2 separate regions of the Mus musculus genome follow, and region 2 is linked to region 1. Evidence: chromatin loops called from intact Hi-C (ENCODE). Cell type or tissue: gastrocnemius. All regions are shown on one strand. Links, peaks and the distances in the headings refer to the core of each region. The heading gives the core; the rest is flanking DNA.

What was found. A loop is a pair of places that touch in the nucleus more often than their neighbours do. Peaks named below come from ENCODE experiments on the same cell type or tissue, not always from the same donor. Only the 100,000 strongest peaks of a DNase experiment are listed, where the experiment ranks them.
Region 2: a loop joins it to region 1, with 2.2 times the contacts of the local background. A loop is called at or near these places in 2 of 42 quality-filtered maps.

Annotation. Positions count from the first base shown.
Region 1 is chr5:134,198,729-134,208,226 of GRCm38, forward strand. It overlaps Gtf2ird2 (GTF2I repeat domain containing 2), which reads left to right. Exons shown (of 16, transcript NM_053266.1): 7 at 2,676-2,730; 8 at 3,511-3,554; 9 at 4,543-4,620; 10 at 8,043-8,099. Among named protein-coding and RNA genes, the nearest start is that of Gtf2ird2, 19 kb to the left of the region's middle. In gastrocnemius, for the core only: no CTCF peak of the experiment used is centred there; a DNase peak (open chromatin) is centred at 5,803.
Region 2 is chr5:134,328,872-134,338,369 of GRCm38, forward strand. No RefSeq gene overlaps it. Among named protein-coding and RNA genes, the nearest start is that of Mir3965, 7.2 kb to the left of the region's middle. In gastrocnemius, for the core only: no CTCF peak of the experiment used is centred there; a DNase peak (open chromatin) is centred at 3,973.

The sequences.
Region 1 (9,498 bases), core at 1,014-9,013:
ACAGATGTTTTGAGCCTTCATATGGTTGTTGGGAATTGAGTTTTTAGAACCTCTGGTTGCTCCGGTCAACCCTGCTCGCTCAGTCCCTGCTCACTCTAGCCCAAAGATTTACTTATTATTATACATGAGTACACTGTAGCTGTCTTCAGACACACCAGAAGAGGGCGTCAGATCTCATTACTGGTGGTTGTGAGCTGGGATTTGAACTCAGGACCTTCAGAAAAATAGTCAGTGCTCTTACCCGCTGAACCATCTTGCCAGCCCACCTCTTATTTTCTTAAATTATTACTTTTGAGATGTAGATGGAGCTCTGTGCCCTAGCAGTTTAGAAAACATGATGTCTAAAGGTGCTAGCTCATGTCTTTAATCTCAGCACTTAGGAAACAGAGGCAGGTGGGTCTCTAAGTTCAAGGCCAGCCTGGTCTACAAAATGAGTTCGAGGACAGCTAAGGATACATAGACAAACCATGTTTGTTTGTTTTTTTTTAATAAATAATCAAAAAATGAGCAACAACAATGCCACAACAAAAGAATAAAGGGGGTGCCATGGTAGGCAGTACAGGCAGAGGATGGAGTTACAGAGGTAGGACCTGTGTGCCCCCCATTGCTATGTACCTAAGCCGGTATGATCCCCTTCCAGGCCTGTTTGTGGGAGTCTTTGTGGGGACCTTGTCGTCTGGCTTCTGTTAGAGAACAGATTTGAAGTTCAGTGTGGTGGTGCACGCTGTCATCCCAGCTCTTGAGGCAGGAAGGTTGAAAGTTCAAGACCAGCCTGGGAGAGGCTGAGGCAGGATGGTTAGAAGTTCAAGACCAGCCTGGGCTACCTAGCAAAACCTTCTCTCAATAAATGAATGAATGAATGAATGAATGAATGAATGAAGTTCAAGACCAGCCTGGGCTACCTAGCAAAACCTTCTCTCAATAAATGAGTGAATGAATGAATGAATGAAGTTCAAGACCAGCCTGGGCTATCTAGCAAAACCTTCTCTCAATGAATGAATGAATGAATGAATGAAGTTCAAGACCAGCCTGGGCTATCTAGCAAAACCTTCTCTCAATAAATGAATAAATGAATGAATGAATGAATGAATAAAATCCAACAGAAGGACTGGGGAGCTGCTCCAGCAGTTACTAACTCTTGCAGAAGACCAGGGCTCAGTTCTCAGCACCCACACAGCAGTTCACAACTGCCTGTTGCTCCAGTTCCAAGGGATCCATGCTTGCTTCTGGCTTTCAAGGGCACCAGGCATACATTTAAGCACTGACACATATACATAAAAAGTTAAAATAAATATGCCTTTTTAAAAATCCAAAGAAAAATCTATACTTTGATGGTCCAATGACAGGTGAGCAGATGACTGTCATCCCAGACATTTTCTTACCAAGTAACAGTCACACAGAGCAGCAGCCATTTAGTGCTTCCGTGGTGACAGTGTTCTGGTATTCCTCAGCCTGTGTGGGATGTCCAGTCTGGAACTCCCAAGTCCCTGGATGTCAAATCCCTTCCATGCAATGGAAAATACAGAGGAGTTCCGAGTGAGGTCTTAATGCAATCTAGCCCACTTTGAATATCCAATAACAGGAAAGACTGGTAAATGTTAGACTGGCCAGCATGGTTGCCAAATGCTGTCATCCCAGTGCTGGGGAGGCTGAGTCAGGAGAATAACAGGTTTGAGGCCTCCATGGGCCATAGAATGAGTTCCAGGCCAGCCTAAGCTACATGATGAGATGACATTGCAAACAAACATAAGGGCTGAGGGGGACCGAGCTTGATGGCTGAGTACTTGCCAAGTTTATGTAAGGCCCTGCCCCCCCGGTTCAACCCTCAGCACCAAAAATACAACTTAAAAATAATCATTTAGAAAAAGAAAAAGTCACAATCTAAATAAAAAAACGTTTTTTAAACAAGAAGGAGCCCAGTGATGGTGGCACACACCCTTAACCCCAGGCCTTGGGAGGCAGAGGCAGGCGGATCTCTTGAGTTTGAGACCAGCCTGGTCTACAGAGTGAGTTCCAGGACAGCCAGGGCTACATAGAGAAACCCTGTCTTGAAAATAAGAAGAACGAAGAGGAGGAGGAGAAAAGAAATTCCTGGGTGTTGGAGGTGGAGGCAGGAGGATCAGGAGTTGCCGGTCATCTCCAGCTACACAGGGTATTTCAGGCCAGCCTTAGCTACCTATCTTTAAAAACAAAACCACCAACAAAACAAAACCCAAAAGGTAATGCCATATTTTTTACAGAATAATGAAAGCCTCTGTATGTCCAGGACATTGGGTGTTTGTTTGTTTGCTTGTTAGAGACTCGCCTCAGCCTGGGCTGGGGACCTGGGCTGGGAACCATTGGATGCGGAGGCCCAGCCACTCACCAGTCCTCCTGTTTCCATGAAGACACCACACAGGCCACTTTAGTGACTCACTCAGGTGACCCAGCTGGTGATTGGCCAGGCTGGGGTCCTCACTTACACTCCTGGCACTGTCTGCCCATTTTCGGGGTAGCCTGCCAATAATAAGGAGAGCTGAGCTGGTTTTGACTGGCCTCGTTCCCTGCTAGCACTTCTGCCATGGCTTTGACTTGAGAATTCTCCTTCCTCTGCTTTCAAATGATGTGTCCTTGAATGTGAGTCCTGTTCCTTGGTGCTGAGAGAGACTAATGTGCACCTTTTTGTTCTTGCACAGGTGGCCTTGGGATGGTGACAGATGCTGGGAGGCCGACAGTACCACCAAATGACAGGTTAAAAAAAGGAATAAATAAATGAGTAATTAAGAAAGGCATATATGAATAATAACAGACCAGGAATCGTGAGTGATGATCTTGTGATCTCAGGATTGGGAGGGGAGGCAAGAGGATCGGGAGTTCAAGGTCATCCTTGGCTACACTGTGAGCCTGAGGACAGCCCACATGAGACGTAGTGTCGAGAAGAAAGAGGGAAGGGGGATGGCTAATACGGGCTAGAGAAGCGGCTCAGCACTTAAGATCCATCACTGCTCTTCCCGGAGATTCCAGTATGGTTCTCAGCACCATGTCACACAGTATACAACTACCTGCAACACTCTCTCTAACCTCCACAGGCGCCAGGCACATACGGTCTGCATCCCTTGCAGCAAAACACTCAACGCATTAAAAAACTTCCTGACCCAGCCGGGCGTGGTGGTGCATGCCTTTAATCCCAGCACTCGGGAGGCAGAGGCAGGCAGATTTCTGAGTTCGAGGCCAGCCTGGTCTACAAAGTGAGTTCCAGGACAGCCAGGGCTATACAGAGAAACCCTGTCTTGAAAAAACAAAAACAAAAAAAACTTCTTGACCCTATTTATTTATTTTAATAGTTTTTGTTTTTTTGACACAGGGTTTCTCTGTGTAGCCCTGACTGTCCTGGAACTCAGTCTGTAGACCAGGCTGGCCTCGAACTCAGAGATCCACCTGTCTCCACCTCCCCAATGCTGGGATAATAGCTGTGTGCCATCATGCCCGGCTCCATCCTAATCCTTGACCTGGATTTCCTTCTCCTTGCAGCTATGGCCCTGTCAGTGTGAAAACTGAACCCATGGAAGATTCTGGTAGGTACACTTGATGCTTTGACAATCAAATGTTTAGCAGGCTATCCTCTGATGGATGCGCTTATAAAAATGACCACTAAGTATTTAACCATAAGTAGGATCATATTTGTAGAATTCTAGGTAAGTACTGCTCATCTGAAATGCTTGGTCCCACCATTGAGATAGCTCAGCAGGTAAGGACTCTGTTCCACTGGGAGCTGGGATCACAAGTATGTGGGGACATCTGGCCCACTTTGTGGGTGCTGGGTCACAAACTTAGCCCTCATGGCAGCATAATAATCCTCTTAGCCACCTGACCCGTGTCACCAGCCCCCATAAAGCTCTGGGGTGCTTGGGTCTTAAATCCTCTGACCATCTAAGACACAAGCCAAAGACAGCAGAGACTGGAGAAGCACTCATCCCCGGCATTAACCAGGAAAGCATAGAGGGTGGAAAGCCACCATGTTGGGACTGAGACGCACACTCCACAGCTCAGTTCTGCTCCACCATGATGCCTGCCTCAGTTCTTCCTCTCCACTTCGCCTCTCCAGAGCTGTCGCTCCCCACAGGGCCATTGCTAACAGTGTTTCCCGGGGATGCACTGGGAGGCAGTGGGACCTTTGAGAGGTGGAGGGAAATCTTCAGGTCACTGAGGCATGCCCCTGCAGCCTGGCCTCCAGTTGACTGTTAGTGAGCCAAAGAGGACTTTACTCTTAAGACTCAGTCCTAAAGAGCAGGCCCTTGCTAGCCTGGAACGTGCCAGACAGATGAGGCTGGCCTTGAACTCACAGAGATCCACTTGCCTCAGTCTCTGACAGGCTGGGAGTAGAGGCGTGCGCCATCACATCCTGCTTCCAAAGAGGATCTGGAAGAGTTGGTTCTTCTGTGTCAGCCTCTGCCTCCTGCGTGCTGCGGTGACTGGCTTATGCCACCATTCCCACCAGGGAGATGTTCAGTCAGCTGGCTGTGCTGACCGGACCCCTAACTGTGGTCTCTGTTGCCCTCATAGGCACTTCACCAAGGGCAGCAGCCATGCTAATCAAGACGGAGTCGGAAGATCCTAATTACAACGTGTGTAACGTGCAAGGTAATGCGGTGCCAGGTCCTTCACAGGCAGTATGGTAGTCACTCATCCGAAAGATGAGCGGGAGGAGCGAGGGGACAGGAGGGCAGCTCAGTGAGGAAGAGCAAGCATGAGGACCTGCGTTCAGGTCCCAGCACCCACAGAAAACGCTTGGCATGGCCACAGGTTCGGTACTGGCAGAACCAGAGACAGGAGGATGTCTGGGGCTTGCTGACCTAGCTCCTGTCTCCAGCATCTGGATCCAGTGTCAAGTGATGGAACACGACACCGGACATCCTCCTCCAGCCTGCGCACGTGCACACAGACACTGCACCCACACACACATGTATGAATATACCACACACTCCACACAAAACCAGAGCTACAGATCCATGTGCGCTGACCTAGATTACACAATGAGTGGAACTCATCTTCAGTACAGTGGGGCATTTGTGGGGCACACCTGTAACCCCAGTGCTTAGAAAGTAAAGGCAGAAGGAGCTTAGCTTCAGGGTCATCCCTGCCTTCTGTCTTGGTCAGTGTTCTATTGCTGTGAAGAGACACTATGACCATGGCAAGTCTTATAAAGGAAAGCATTCCACTGGGGCTGGCTTCCATTTGAGAGACCTATTATTAACCACCCGTTATTGTCATGGCAGGAAGCATGGTGTTTGTTACACAGGTAAATAGGATACTGGAGAGGCACACACAGATTCACAGGCAGCACAAATCAAGGGTAACACTGGGGCTCCTTTGAGCTTCTGAAACCTCAAAGCCCATTCCCTCCCCACTCCACCCCCACGTTCTCCAACAAGGCCACACCTCCAGTAATGACTCCCAATGAATCATGATTGGGAGCCATTTTAAAATTTTTATTTATTTATTATATGTAAGTACACTGTCACTGTCTTCAGACACACACCAGAAGAGGGCATTGGATCCCATTACAGATGGTTGTGAGCCACCATGTGGTTGCTGGGATTTGAACTCAGGACCTCTGGAAGAGGAAGCTTTCAGTGCTCTTAACCACTGAGCCACCTTACCAGACCTGGGAGCCATTTTCATTCAAACTACCATAACTATCTAGGAAGTTCAAGCCTGGGCTACATGTGACTCTATCTCAAAAATTAAGAAACCCAAGCTGGGACGTGAGGGCCATCTGGCTGCGACATCTGTCACCCATTGACCACCAGGGTTGATTCGGCTGATCTGGCTGGCTAGGCGGTGTTCCCTTCCTCCCTCACCACTCCATGTGCGTCCCTCCCGGACGACCTCCCCCGAATAGAGGAGGACCGGTCTTTGGTCAAGGGTATACGAGTAGCTGTGCTCCCCTGCCTGAACCTCCAAACAAGCTCTCAAGAAACCCAAGCTGAAGAGATGGCTCAGTGGTTAAGCAGATTAGATGCTCTTCCTGAGACCTGAGTCCAATTCATAGCATACACATGAGGGCTTACAATTAGTTGTAACTCCAGTTTCAGGGGCTCCAACATCCTCACACAGACATACACGTAGGTAAAACACCAACTGCACATGAAATAAAAATGATGATTTTTTTTTTTTAATTAAGAAAAGCTTCTCAAAGCGACATCCTGCATACAGTCATGGATCTATCAGGTAATGCAGCTTATTGAGGCAAGTCAGCAGTCTGTAAAGGACCAAAGTCGGCTGATTAAAGATGCACCAAACCTCATCGAAAAGACTTCCAGGGCTGGAAAGATGGGTCAGTGGTTAAGAGCACTGTCTACTCTTCCAAAGGTCCTGGGTTCGATTCCCAGCACTGACATAGCATCTCACAACCATCTATAACTGCATCCCTGTGGGATCTGAGTCCCTCTTCTAGTGTGTAGCTACACCTGCAGACAAAACTCCCATATACATTGTCTTAGGGTTTCTATTGCTGTGTCAAAACACCACGACCAGAAAGCAAGTTGGGGAGGAAAGGGTTCATTTGGCTTTCATTTCTACATTGCTGTTCATCGCTGAAGGAAATCAGGACAGGAACTCAAGTAGGGCAGGAGCCTAGAGGCAGGAGCTCATGCAGAGGCCATGGAGGGTGCTGCTTCCTGGCTTGCTCCTCATGCTTTGCCCAGCCAGCTTTCTTATAGAACGCAGGGCCACCAGGCCACAGATGGCACTACCCACCATGGGCTGGGCCCTCGCTTATTGATCACTAATTGAGAAAAATGCCTTACAGTTGGATCTCATGGAGGCATTTCTTAAACTGAGGACTGTTTCCTCTTTGATGACTCTTGCTTTCATCAGGTTGATATAAAACTAGCCAGTACATACATTAAAATAAATAAATAAATAAATCTAGCTGATTGCTATGGCCACAGCAATAGGATGACTGTAACAGGATCCACTGCCTTCCTTGTGAAACGGATCTGATTCCCGGTAGCTAACACTGTTGTGGGTGGCTGAGCACATCACCCGCTGTCCTGGCACTGCGGAACAGTGAAGCATGGCATCATGGAGGAGACCTGCCAGTAAGCCTTGTGCTCTTTCCTCTCCCCTGCCTAAAATGCTTTCGATTTGTAGATTAATTCCAAGATATGTTTTTTTCCATAACAACAACAACAATAGACCACTTCCAGGAGGATCAGTGGGTAGAATACCTGTCCCTAGACATCCCCAGCACCCGCATATTCTTAGGAAAGAACCAACGTCTACAACTCGACCTCTGACCTCCATATATGCATTATGGCATGCACCGCCACACGTGTGCATGCACATAATAGATACATGAATTTTTTTTTTTTTTGAGACAGGGTTACTCTGAGTAGCCCTGGCTGCCCTAGAACTCACTCTGTAGACCAGGCTGACCTTGTCCTTACCGAGATCTGCCTGCATCTGCCTCCTGAATACTGGGATTAAAGGCGTGCCCCACCACAGCCCTGCTTAAAACAGTTTTTTAGAGATAGGAAACAAAAAGGACTTTGTAGTGGTGCGACTGATTTGGGGTCACTCAGGCTTCTGTAACTCTTTTATTTTATTTATTTTATTTTAGACAGGGTCTATGTAGCCCAGGCTGGCCCCAAACTTAACTGTGTCCTAGAAGATGGTCTTGAACTCTTGCTCCTCCTGCCTCCACCTCCCGAGTGCTGGGGATGTGGATCCCGGAACTTCTGCGCCCTAGCTAAGCGCTCTACCTACTGAGCCACATCCCAGTCCTTAAAATGCTTCCATTGCATTCCGTGGCCTCTTTGCTTTATTCTAAATGTTTTATCATGTTTCTAATTTATGCATTGGTGGGGAAGGGGGGAATGCCATGGTACACATGTGCAGTACTCAGTTCCCTCCTTCCATAATATGGGTCCTGGGAGTCAAACTCAGGTCCTCAAGCTTGGCTGCAATCACCTTTACCTGCAGAGCCATCTCGCCAGCCCCAGTGACTTCTGTATGTTGTGTTTTGGTGCTGGGCTGTAGACTGCTTATTCTCCTTTCAGGAAGCCAGCATTTTTCCGCCAGCAGTGACGTCACTGGAATGGAGCTACCATCTGAAGGTTAGAAAACGAAGTGTCTCCTCCCCCTTAACACGGGGGAATAAAGAAGGTGGCCTCCTGGCATGTCTGTCTTAGGAAGCAGCATTAGGGGCTGTGTGGTTTGCGTTTCCGATCTGTAAGTGCAGTGAGTGGGAACCCCACACCGATGCTGCCCACTGTGGCCTTACCACGGTAGGTCTTTTTGTTTGCTGGCAGAGAGGATGTAGGTAGCCCAGGTTGGAGCTCACCGTGTAGCTGCTGACCTCAAACTCGCAGCCTCCTCTCTGCCTCCACATGAGGGAGGAGGGTGTGGCACTATACATCTGGCCTTTCTTCCCTTTTGTTTATTTATTTTTGTTGTTGTTTATTTGTTTGGTTGTTTTATTGGTTTGTTTTGTTTTTTTTAAGACAGGATCTCACTCTGTAGCCCTTGCCAGCCTGGAACTCACTCTTTAGACCAGGCTGCCATCAAACTCCACAGGTCTGCCTGCCTCTTCCTCCCAAGTGCTGGGATTAAAGGCTACACAATCACACCCAGCCCTCTCTTTTTAGAAGACAGGCTTTGAACATAGTTCAGGCTGGCATCAAAGTTGAAACCCTCTGCCCCAGCTTCCTTAGAGCAGAGATTGGAACCGGGGGCCACCGTACCCTACATCTCTCTTTTTTAATCCTAGTAATTCATTTTTTAAAATTCATTTCACTTTTTAATTGTGTGTGTGCATATCTGTGCACCTGAGTTCGGGTACAGACATAGGGTAGGAAAAGTATCAGATGCCCTGGAGTTGGAATTACTGCCAGTTGTGAGCCTCTCAGGACGGGTGTTAGGAAATGAGCTCTGGTCTTATCCAAAAACAAAAAAGCGCCTGCTTGCTTGCTTGCTTGCTTGCTTGCTTGCTTATTTATTTATTTATTTATTTATTTATTTATTTATTTATTTATTTGATGTATATGAGTGCTCTATCTGCATATACACCTCCATGCCAGAAGGCATCAGATCCCTTTATGTGGGAATTGAACTCTGGACCTCTGGAAGAGCAGCCAGTGCTCTTAACCGCTGAGCCATCTCTCCAGTCCACTCATCCCCACCCCCCACCCCCCCAAGAGTTCTTAACAACTGAATCCTCTCAGCCAGGCAGTTGGTGGCCTGTGCCTTTAATCCCAACACTCAGGAGGCATGGGTAGGCAGATCGACATGAGTTCAAGACCAACCTGGTCTATAGAAGGCATTCCAGGATAGCCAGGCTACACGGAGAAACCCTGTCTTGAAAAACCAAAACAAGTGAGTCACCTCTCCAGCAGCCCCTCCCCACCCCATAGCAGTCGATTACAAAGTTAGGAAGCACCATCACCACGTGAAACACCACTGCCCAAGTAGAGGACCCAGTGTCCACGACTGGGAACAGATCTAGATTGCTTGGTC
Region 2 (9,498 bases), core at 709-8,708, 130 kb after region 1:
GCCCCTGGTGAGGCAGAGGGGCTCACTTTACGGCCACCAGGAAGCAGAAATAAATGGCAGGAAGAGACCTGTGAGAAATACAATCCCCAGTGGTTAAGAGCACTTCCAGAGGACCTGAGTTCAATTCCAAACACGCCCATGGCACCTCACAACTGTCTGGGGCTCCAGTTATAGGGTGTCTGACACCTTCACACAGATGTCCATGAGTCCAAGAGAAAAAACAATGAACATGAAATAAAACTAAACTTAAAAAAAACCTTACAAGCCGGGCGTGGTGGCCCATGCCTTTAATCCCAGCACTCGGGAGGCAGAGGCAGGCGGATTTCTGAGTTTGAGGCCAGCCTGGTCTACAGAGTGAGTTCCAGGACAGCCAGGGCTACACAGAGAAACCCTGTCTCAAAAAACCAAACCAAACCAAACCAAACCAAACCAAACAAACAAACAAACAAACCTTACAAAAATAAATAAATAAATAAACAGTCCCTAAGGACAAACGGGTTCAGTGACCTACTTCCTCCGAGTAGCCTTGCCTTCTCCTTTGTCTTTGACCTAGAACTGACCCTATTCTTTGCCTGTGCCTAGAATAGTATAATAGCAGAGGAATTGAAGTTGCTGCTCAGCAGCCTTGCTCCATTTATACAGCCCAGGGTCTGCTCCCCAGGGAACAGGCCTGCCCACTGTTAAAAGTGGCTCCTCCTTTGTGGTGGCTGGTGTATGAATGAATCGCACAAGGCCAGAGGCACAGGAAGGTGGATCTCTGTGAGTTCCATTGTGAAAGTCCTAAGACCCTTTGATATAGCCAAGATAATCCCCTACAGGCATGCCCAGAGACTCGACTGCCAGATGATTTTAAATATTTTCCAGGTAACTCTAGTTGATTATTGGCAATAGTCATGACAGGGTCTCATGTAGCCCAGCCTATCCTCAAACTTGCTATGTAACTCTGGCTGACTTTGAATTTCTGACCCTCTTGCCTCTGTACCTCCTAGTGTTAGGGTTAGTGTTAGGCTTGCTCCGCCACACCAGGTTTATCCAGTGCTGGTACTCATACCCAGGCCTAAGCACTCCACCGACTGAGCCACATCTCTAGCCCTGGCTTATCGGATCAAAATATCCAGATCAATTGCATAGCAAGGAAGGAAAGGAGAGGTGGAGAAGATTAGCTAGCCTGTTCTCCCACCTCAAGAAGGCTGGTGGTGGTGGCTCACACCTTTGATCACTCAGGAGGCAGAGGCAGGCAGATCTCTGAATTCGAGGTCAGCATGGCCTACAGAGTGAGTTTCAGGATGGCCACAGCTACACAGAGAAACCCAGTCTTGAAAAATAAAAACAAACAAAAAGAATGCTATAAAAATCAGGGACAGTCCCTAAAGAAGTCTCAGATAAGGCTTCATTTGCATATGTCACTTAGCAACCCAGGAAGCCCTGGTTGCTGACTTTACACTCCCCATGCTGGCCTCACACCAGCAGGGCAGCCAGCCATGGTTTCTACCTGGGAGCTAAGTACACAGCGCAGAAGAGTGTAGCTGGCTCTTTATGACTGAAGTCATAGAGGATTGCCTAGCCTAGCTCATAATATCACAATATCACAATATCTTGGGTTCCATTCTCAGCACCGTGATAGAGGTAGCTCGGTGCAGGATGATTTAAACATTCAAAGTCATCCTGAGCCACAAGTCCAAGGCTAGCCTGGGCTACAGGAAATCGTGTCTGAGAAGTAAAAATAAGAGCTATGGAGATGGGTCAGTGAGTAAAGGTGCTTGCAGCCAAGACGGACAGCTTAAGTTCAATCCCTGGGACCCACAAATAGAAGGAGAGACGCACACCCTTCCAGCTGTCCCTCTCAGCCCTGCAGAAGCGCTATGGTATGTGCGTGCACATACATATACACAAAATAAATAAACAAAAAATAGCGAGAGGGAGAGAGGAGGAGGAAGAAATGGAAAGATTGTGAAAAGCAGAGAAAAGAGATCCCGTATTGGAAAGTATAGACAAAAGAACCAGTGCCCCCCAATCCACTTTTGGGGTACCAACATGAGCTTTAGATTAAACAGAAAGAATTGAGCTGGTGTGAGAGCTACATGTAATTAAGTAGTTATTATTGTATCAGCTGTCGTTCTGCGCGGCTTCTGAAGATGTCTTTATTGCTTGAGGGGTCAAGTCTGTTCCCATGAGGTGAGTACTTCTCCTTGGGTATGATCTCATCATGGAGTGATCTCTCAGAGAGGTTTGCTGTTCCCTGGACCAAAGACAGCTGGGGGTTCAGGGTAATAGGAACATCAGTTGCCTTTTGAGGTTCTGGACAGAGATGCTCTAAGAGTCGAGAGTAGTCAGGCATGGAGGGGCACCACCATCAGGAAGGATTGATGCAAACTGGAGACCAGCCTGAGCTACATAGGAAAACCTTGAGGACCGGGCAGTGATGGTAGCAGAGACTTTAATCCCAGCACTTGAGAGACAGAGGCAGGTGGATCTCTGTGAACTCAAGGCCAGCCTGGTCTACAGAGTGAGTTCCAGGATAGCCAAGGCTACACAGAGAAACCCTGTCCTGAAAAACAAACAAACAAATGAACACCCTGATTCAGAGAGAATAAAATAAAGCGGGCAGTAAGATCCTTCAGTCACTCACTCATCTCTGTGACTTTCGTTTTGAAGAGGAGTAAGATTCCCACTGTGGCTATTATTATTGTTGTTATTGTTGTTGTTGTTGTTGTTACTAAGACTACTGTTGTTATTATTACAGTTACTTATTTAGTTTGTGTGGGCAAACACATGCCACAGCTTGTCTGTGTGGAGGTCAGAGAACACCTTGAAAGAGATGGTTCTCCTCTTCCACCATAGGGTTCCTGGGAACTAAGCTCAGATCCTACAGGGTTGGCAGCAAGCATCTTAACTTACTGACCCATTCTGTCACTGTCACCAGATGTAGTGACACAAGCCTGTAATGGCGGGATTCAGGAAGTGGAAGTGGGAGGCTCAGAAATTCAAGGTCTTCTTTGGCTACATAGAAAATCACCTTGGACTGCATGAGACCCTATCTTATCTTTTTTTTTTTTAAAGATTTATTTATTTATTATATGTAAGTACACTGTAGCTGTCTTCAGACACTCCAGAAGAGGGCGTCAGATCTTGTTACGGATGGTTGTGAGTCACCATGTGGTTGCTGGGATTTGAACTCAGGACCTTTGGGAGAGCAGTCAGTGCTCTTACCCCCTGAGCCTTCTCACCAGCCCCTGACCTTTTCTTTTTTTAAAAAAAAACTAATTTTTATTTTTAAAACCAGCATTAGAAACCCCAAAAGGGGTGCACCGTTCCTGGAAGTACTGAAATAGCATCCAACCCTATCTTATCTAAAAGAAGGAGGAGGAGGAAGAGGAGGAGAAGAAGGGGGCCTGGCATGGAGGACTTCAATCCCAGCACCAGGAGGCAGAGGTAGGTAGAGTTTGAGGCCACACTGGTCTACAGAGTGAGTTTCACAGTTATACAAAAGAACATGGGGGAGGTGGGTGGGGTGTGTGTGAGACAACCTTTTCTGGGCAATGGTGGCTCATGCCTTTAATCCCAGCACTCAGGAGGTTGAAGCAGGAAGATCTCTTTGAGTTCCAGGCCAGTGTGCTCTACAAAGCTAGTTTCAGCTCAGCCAAGGCTACACAAAGAAACCCTGTCTCTAAAAACTAGACACCAAACCAAGCCAACCAACCAACCAACCAAAATAAACAAACAAACAAAAAAAAAAAACCAAAGAACAAAAACCAAAAAACAAAAACAAAAACAAAAAACAAAAAACAAAAAAACAAAAAAACAAAAAACCCAAAAACAGAAAAGAAGAAGAAAGAAAGCCATAGTGGTCTCCAAAATGGAGTACATATAGGCCATTTTTCAGCTGGCTTCTGTTGCTGTTGCCAAGGGCACCTGCTCTCTTGTTCCATCCAGCTCTAACCTTTCTTGACCTATTGCCAATTTGGCAGGGGAGGCGAGGGGAGGCATTAGAGAGGCGGGCGGGCTGAGACAAACCCCTCTGAGGTAAAAAGGCCTCTGAGGTAAACCGGCAGAACAAGAATCGGCTTTGGGATTTTCCCAGGCCTCAGCCCTGAGCCCCGGGGGCCTCCTCCTCCCACACCTGCACCCAGGGTTTTGATCTCTAAAGTACTGGTTTTTTGTTTTGTTTTGTTGTGTTGTGCAGCTCTGGGGATGAACCTCAGGCTTGTGCGTGCTGGGCACACACTGTGAGGCCCCACCCCAGCTCCCACTGTGTTCTTTTACGGCTGGTTTCGTGTCCGGTTTCAGCTTGACCTTGTGTTGTGAGAAACCACTCTGTGGGTACCCTCTGGTTCCAACAGAGACTTTCATTTAATTTGTTTATTTTGATTTTTAAAATTACACGGTGTGTGTGTGCCTTGTGTATGTGACCGTGTCTGTGTATGTGTGACTCTGTGTATCTGTCTCTCTTTAAGTGTATGGGTGTGTGGGTGTGCCTCTGTGTGTGTGTGTGAATGCAAGTGTGTCTTTGTGTGTCTGTGTAGTGTGTGATTGTGTATCTGTCTCTAAGTGCATGAGTGTGTTTAAGTATGTGTGTATCTGTCTCTCTTTAAGCATATGAGTGTGAGTGTGTGTGTGGTGTATCTGTCTCTCTTTAAGTGTATGAGTGTGTGTGTGTGTGTGTGTGTGTGTGTGTGTGTGTGTGTGCGTAGACCAGAGGACAACTTTCAGGAGTTGGTTCTCCCCACCTCTGAGGTCCCATGGATGTACTCCAGTCAGGCCTGGCAGCTAGGCTCCCTTCCCGCCTTATTTGTTTTTTTTTTTTTTCAAAACATATAAGAATGTTTGTCTGTGTAAAAGTCGGTGTGCTACCATGCACACCTGGTGCCCTCAGGAGCCAGAAAGGACATCAGATTTCCTGGAACTAGAGCCATAGATGGCTGTGAAGGGTCATGTAGGTGCTAGAAACCTAAGCTTAGGTCCTCTTTAAGAGCAGTAAGTACCTCTTAACCACTGAGACATCTCTCTAGCCCCCTATTTTGTTTTTCAGACACACACTGTCATGGAGGATAGCCTCAAATATATCATTCCACTGAAGGTGACTTTAACTCCTTCCTGGTCCTCCTGCCTCTATCTCCAACTTAGGGTTTCAGGCTTGTGCTGTCATGTACAGTTTCTTTTCTTTTTAAAGATTTATTTATTTATTTATTTATGTATATGAGCACACTGTGGCTGTCTTCAGACACACCAGAAGAGTGTATCTGATCCCATTACAGATGGTTGTGAGCCACCATGTGGTTGTTGGGAATTGAACTCAGGACCTCCAGAAGAGCTGTCGGTGCTCTTACTCGCTGAGCCATCTCTCCAGCTCCCCCATGTACAGTTTCTAAAAAAGAGAATTTAAGTCTCAGAAGAGAAATATCGCCTAGCCACCTCTGCTAACCTCCACACAGGTCGTCTTTCTATTCTGTTTATCTAATGACATACCTCCAGCAGCAGCTTGGCAAAACGGTTCTTTGGTGACTGATTAGTTAGAATTGGTCCTAACATCAGTTGTAAATGAGCCAGGCTTCATGGTACATGCCTGTAATCCCAGATTTTGGGAGGATGAGGCAGGAAGATCAGAAGTTTAAGACTAGCTTTGGGCTACATTGTGAGTTCAAAGTCAGCCTGGGCTAAGTGAGACACTATCTCAGAAACACAAAATAAGAGCCGGCAAACATAAAATAAGAGCCGACGAGATGGTTTAGTGGGTAATAGGGCTTGGCACACAAGCCTGATGAGCTGACTTTAGTCCCCAAGGCCATTAAAAGTGAGTGTGTCGACGACAAGCAACTGACATCAGAACACTACTACCTTCAGGTAGGAGAGGAGACACTCCTGGAAGGCCTCAGATTTGGTGGCCTGGAATACACAGAGGGGCAGAGACAAATCTCCCTCACCAGGGTGGAAGGCAAGAAGAATCTGCTCCCTAAAGATGTCCTCTGAGCCGGGCAGTGGTGGCGCATGCCTTTAATCCCAGCACTTGGGAGGCAGAGGCAGGTGGATTTCTAAGTTCGAGGTCAGCCTGGTCTACAGAGTGAGTTCCAGGACAGCCAGGGCTATACAGAGAAGCCCTGTCTCTCTCTCTCTCTCTCTCACACACACACACACACACACACACACACACACACACACACACTAAGAAAAGAGAAGAGAGGAGAGGAGAGGAGAGGAGAGGGGAGGGGAGGGGAGGGGAGGGGAGAGGAGAGGAGAGGAGAGGAGAGGAGAGGAGAGGGGAGGAGAAGAGAAGAGAAGAGAAGAGAAGAGAAGAGAAGAGAAGAGAAGAGAAGAGAAGAGAAGAGAAGAGAAGAGAAGAGAAGAGAAGAGAAAAGAAAAGAAAAACACAGTCAACTGGGGAAAACAAAACAAAGCAGAAAAGCCATGAGCCTGTAGAACCTTCTGAGTTGAAATGTCCTGTTTGAGTCTGCATGTCTGTGTGCGTACACAAGGAAATGTGTATTTGGGTGAGCCTATGGAAGACCTTCTACATTGAAACATACAACGAGTTTGTGTATATGTGCATAAGGGACTGTGTGTTTCCACATATGGCACATATGATTATATATCCATATATGTTCAAGAGTGTGTAAGTATGTGGTTGGATATGTGAGTGCACACACACATGCACACACACACACACACATACAGAGAAAGATACAGGCAGTTACACGGAGTACACCCGAGTCCCCCAGAGGCAGGTGAGAGCCAGGGTCTTAATGGGCTGCTTCCATAGAGTAGGGTAGAGTGTACATATTGTGTGCATAGATGCATGTATGCAGGTTTATGTGGATATTTGTGAGTAAGTTTTAGAGTGTAGTCATATGTATGATACACATGTGTTTCTGTGTGCGCATGTACACATATGCACTGAGTGTTCAAGTGATCACATTTAAGTATCTATTTTTAAGATCAAAGTTTTTAGATTTGTGGCTTTTTATTGTAAATTTTATTCTTTAGATTTATATATTTATTGACAAGTTCTCACTATGTGGCCAGGATCGGCCCAGAACTCAAAATTCTCAGAATCCCGAGTACTGGGGTTAGGAGTGGTGGCGTATGCCTTTAATCCCAGCACCAGGCAGGCAGAGACAGACAGATCTTTGTGAGTTCAAGGCCAGCCTGGTTTACAGAGTTCCAAAACAGCCAGGGTTACACAGAGAACCCTGTCTCAGGAAAAAAAAAAAAGGGGGGGGGTGCTGGTGAGATGGCTCAGTGGGTAAGAGCACCCGACTGTTCTTCCGAAGGTCCAGAGTTCAAATCCCAGCAACCACATGGTGGCTCACAACCATCCGTAACAAGATCTGACTCCCTCTTCTGGAGTGTCTGAAGACAGCGACAGTGTATTTACATATAATAAATAAATAAATCTTTAAAAAAAAAGAAAGAAAGAAAGAAAGAAAGAAAGAAAGAAAGAAAGAAAGAAAGAAAGAAAGAAAGAAAGAGAAAAGACCTTTCCTGCTAGGTTGGCAATCAGGTGTCACCACACCTAATTTTGGTTATGAATTTGATTCAGCATAATTATGGTTTACAATTTTTGTGTGTGTGTATAGAAAAACAAATGCAATGGAATTGTACTTGTGGGGGGCGGGTGCAGAGCTGCATTCACACAGGAGAGAGAGTGGCATTGATGCGGGCTGAGGGAAGGAGGGCTGGCTCAGTGGAGACTCAGTTTTGGTTTTGCAAAATGAAAAGTTTTGTGGGGAATCTCTCGCACAATGTTGTGAATGTTTTTTGTTTTTGTTGTTTGTTTTTTCGAGAAAGGGTTTCTCTGTATAGCCTTGGCTGTCCTGGAACTCACTTTGTAGACCAGGCTGGCCTCGAACTCAGAAATCCACCTGCCTCTGCCTCCCAAGTGCTGGGATTAATTGTGAATGTTTTAAACACCCCACTTTTCTTTCTTTCTTTGGTACCTGGGTGGAACCCAGGGCTCCCACTGAGTTACAGCTCCAGCCCACACACTTAAAGGTAAAGAGCCATGCTTGGAAGTGGGTAAGATGGGGGCTGGGAGGTGGCACAGTCAGGAAAGCAGGTTCCGCATAAATATGAGTGTAGCTGCCTGCGGCCACACTAACTGGGTTCATGAATGGGAGGCCGGAGCTGTATAGGAGAGAATGGCGAGAAGTAATGAGACCAAGACAGATTTCCAATCATGGCCCAAAGTTTACTAAGAGTCTGCTCTTATAAAGGGGGGAGGCCCATCCCCTGCCACCCCAGGCTTCTTGATGCTTTGTTGCTAAGTTGTTAGCACTAGTCTGTCAGAGCTGTTAGCATTAGGTCGCCAAGTCCACAGGTTGTCCGCTATCTCAGGAATTTCTCAGGAAGACAGGTTCAGTCTCTCAGCAGGTAGCAGCTTCTTGGAGAAGAGCAGCAGCAGGTGACAGAACAATAAAGCCATCTAGGTCAGAAGGCTCCACCCCAGGTGGTCTCATTCACAGTGGCAGCAAGGTCTGGGCTAGCCTACTCAAGGCTGGGGAAGGCTACATGAGAGGACCAGAGTTCAAGTCCTGGCACCCATGTGAAAGCTCTGTGTGTGTGTGTGTGTGTGTTGTTCCTACAGTGGAGTGGAGAGGGAGCAGAGACCCTCACTCACACATCCGAACATGCATACACCCCCCCCACACACACACACACTATACAAACTAAAGATGTGGGAGTTTCTGGTTGGTTGATTGACTGGTTTTTTTTGTTTGTTTTTGTTTGTTTGTTTTGAGACAGGGCTTCTCTGTGGAGCCCTGGCTATGTAAAGATTTTTTGTTTGTTTGTTTGTTTTCGAGACAGGGTTTCTCTGTGTAACCCTGGCTGTCCTGGAACTCACTCTGTAGACCAGGCTGGCCTCGAACTCAGAAATCCGCCTGCCTCTGCCTCCCGAGTGCTGGGATTAAAGGAGTGTGCCACCATTGCCCGGCTGTAAAGATGTTTTTAAAGTGGTTGAGATGGGCTGTCAGTGTAGCAGTGGTAGATCACACTTGAGGTCTTCATAAAAGGAAGAATATATGGTAAAAAATGATCATGTTTAGGCTAAGGATGGATGTAGTTCACAGAACCAGGGCTGTTATCAAGAACTTGAGTTCAACTTCCAGTATCTTCCAAAAAAAAAAAAAAAGTGTTGTTTGTTTGTTTGCTTGTTACAAGGTCTCACTATTTAGCCCTAGAATTCATAGAGATTCTCCTGCCTCTGCCTCCCAAGTGCTGGAAAGGCATGTGATACCAGGCCCTACACACACACACACACACACACACACACACACACACACACAATTTAATTTGAAAAAGGACCTGCAAAATGACCTAATAGTTAAAGGGATTTGCCATTTAAGTCTCATGATGTGGGTTCATAGCGCCAGAACCCACTGTGGAAGGAGACAAACAGCTCCTGAAGATTGTCTTCTGACCTTCATGTATGTACCATGGCACACTTGTATGTTCTCACTCTCCCTCTTACATGCACACACACATGCGCGAGCACGCGCATGCACT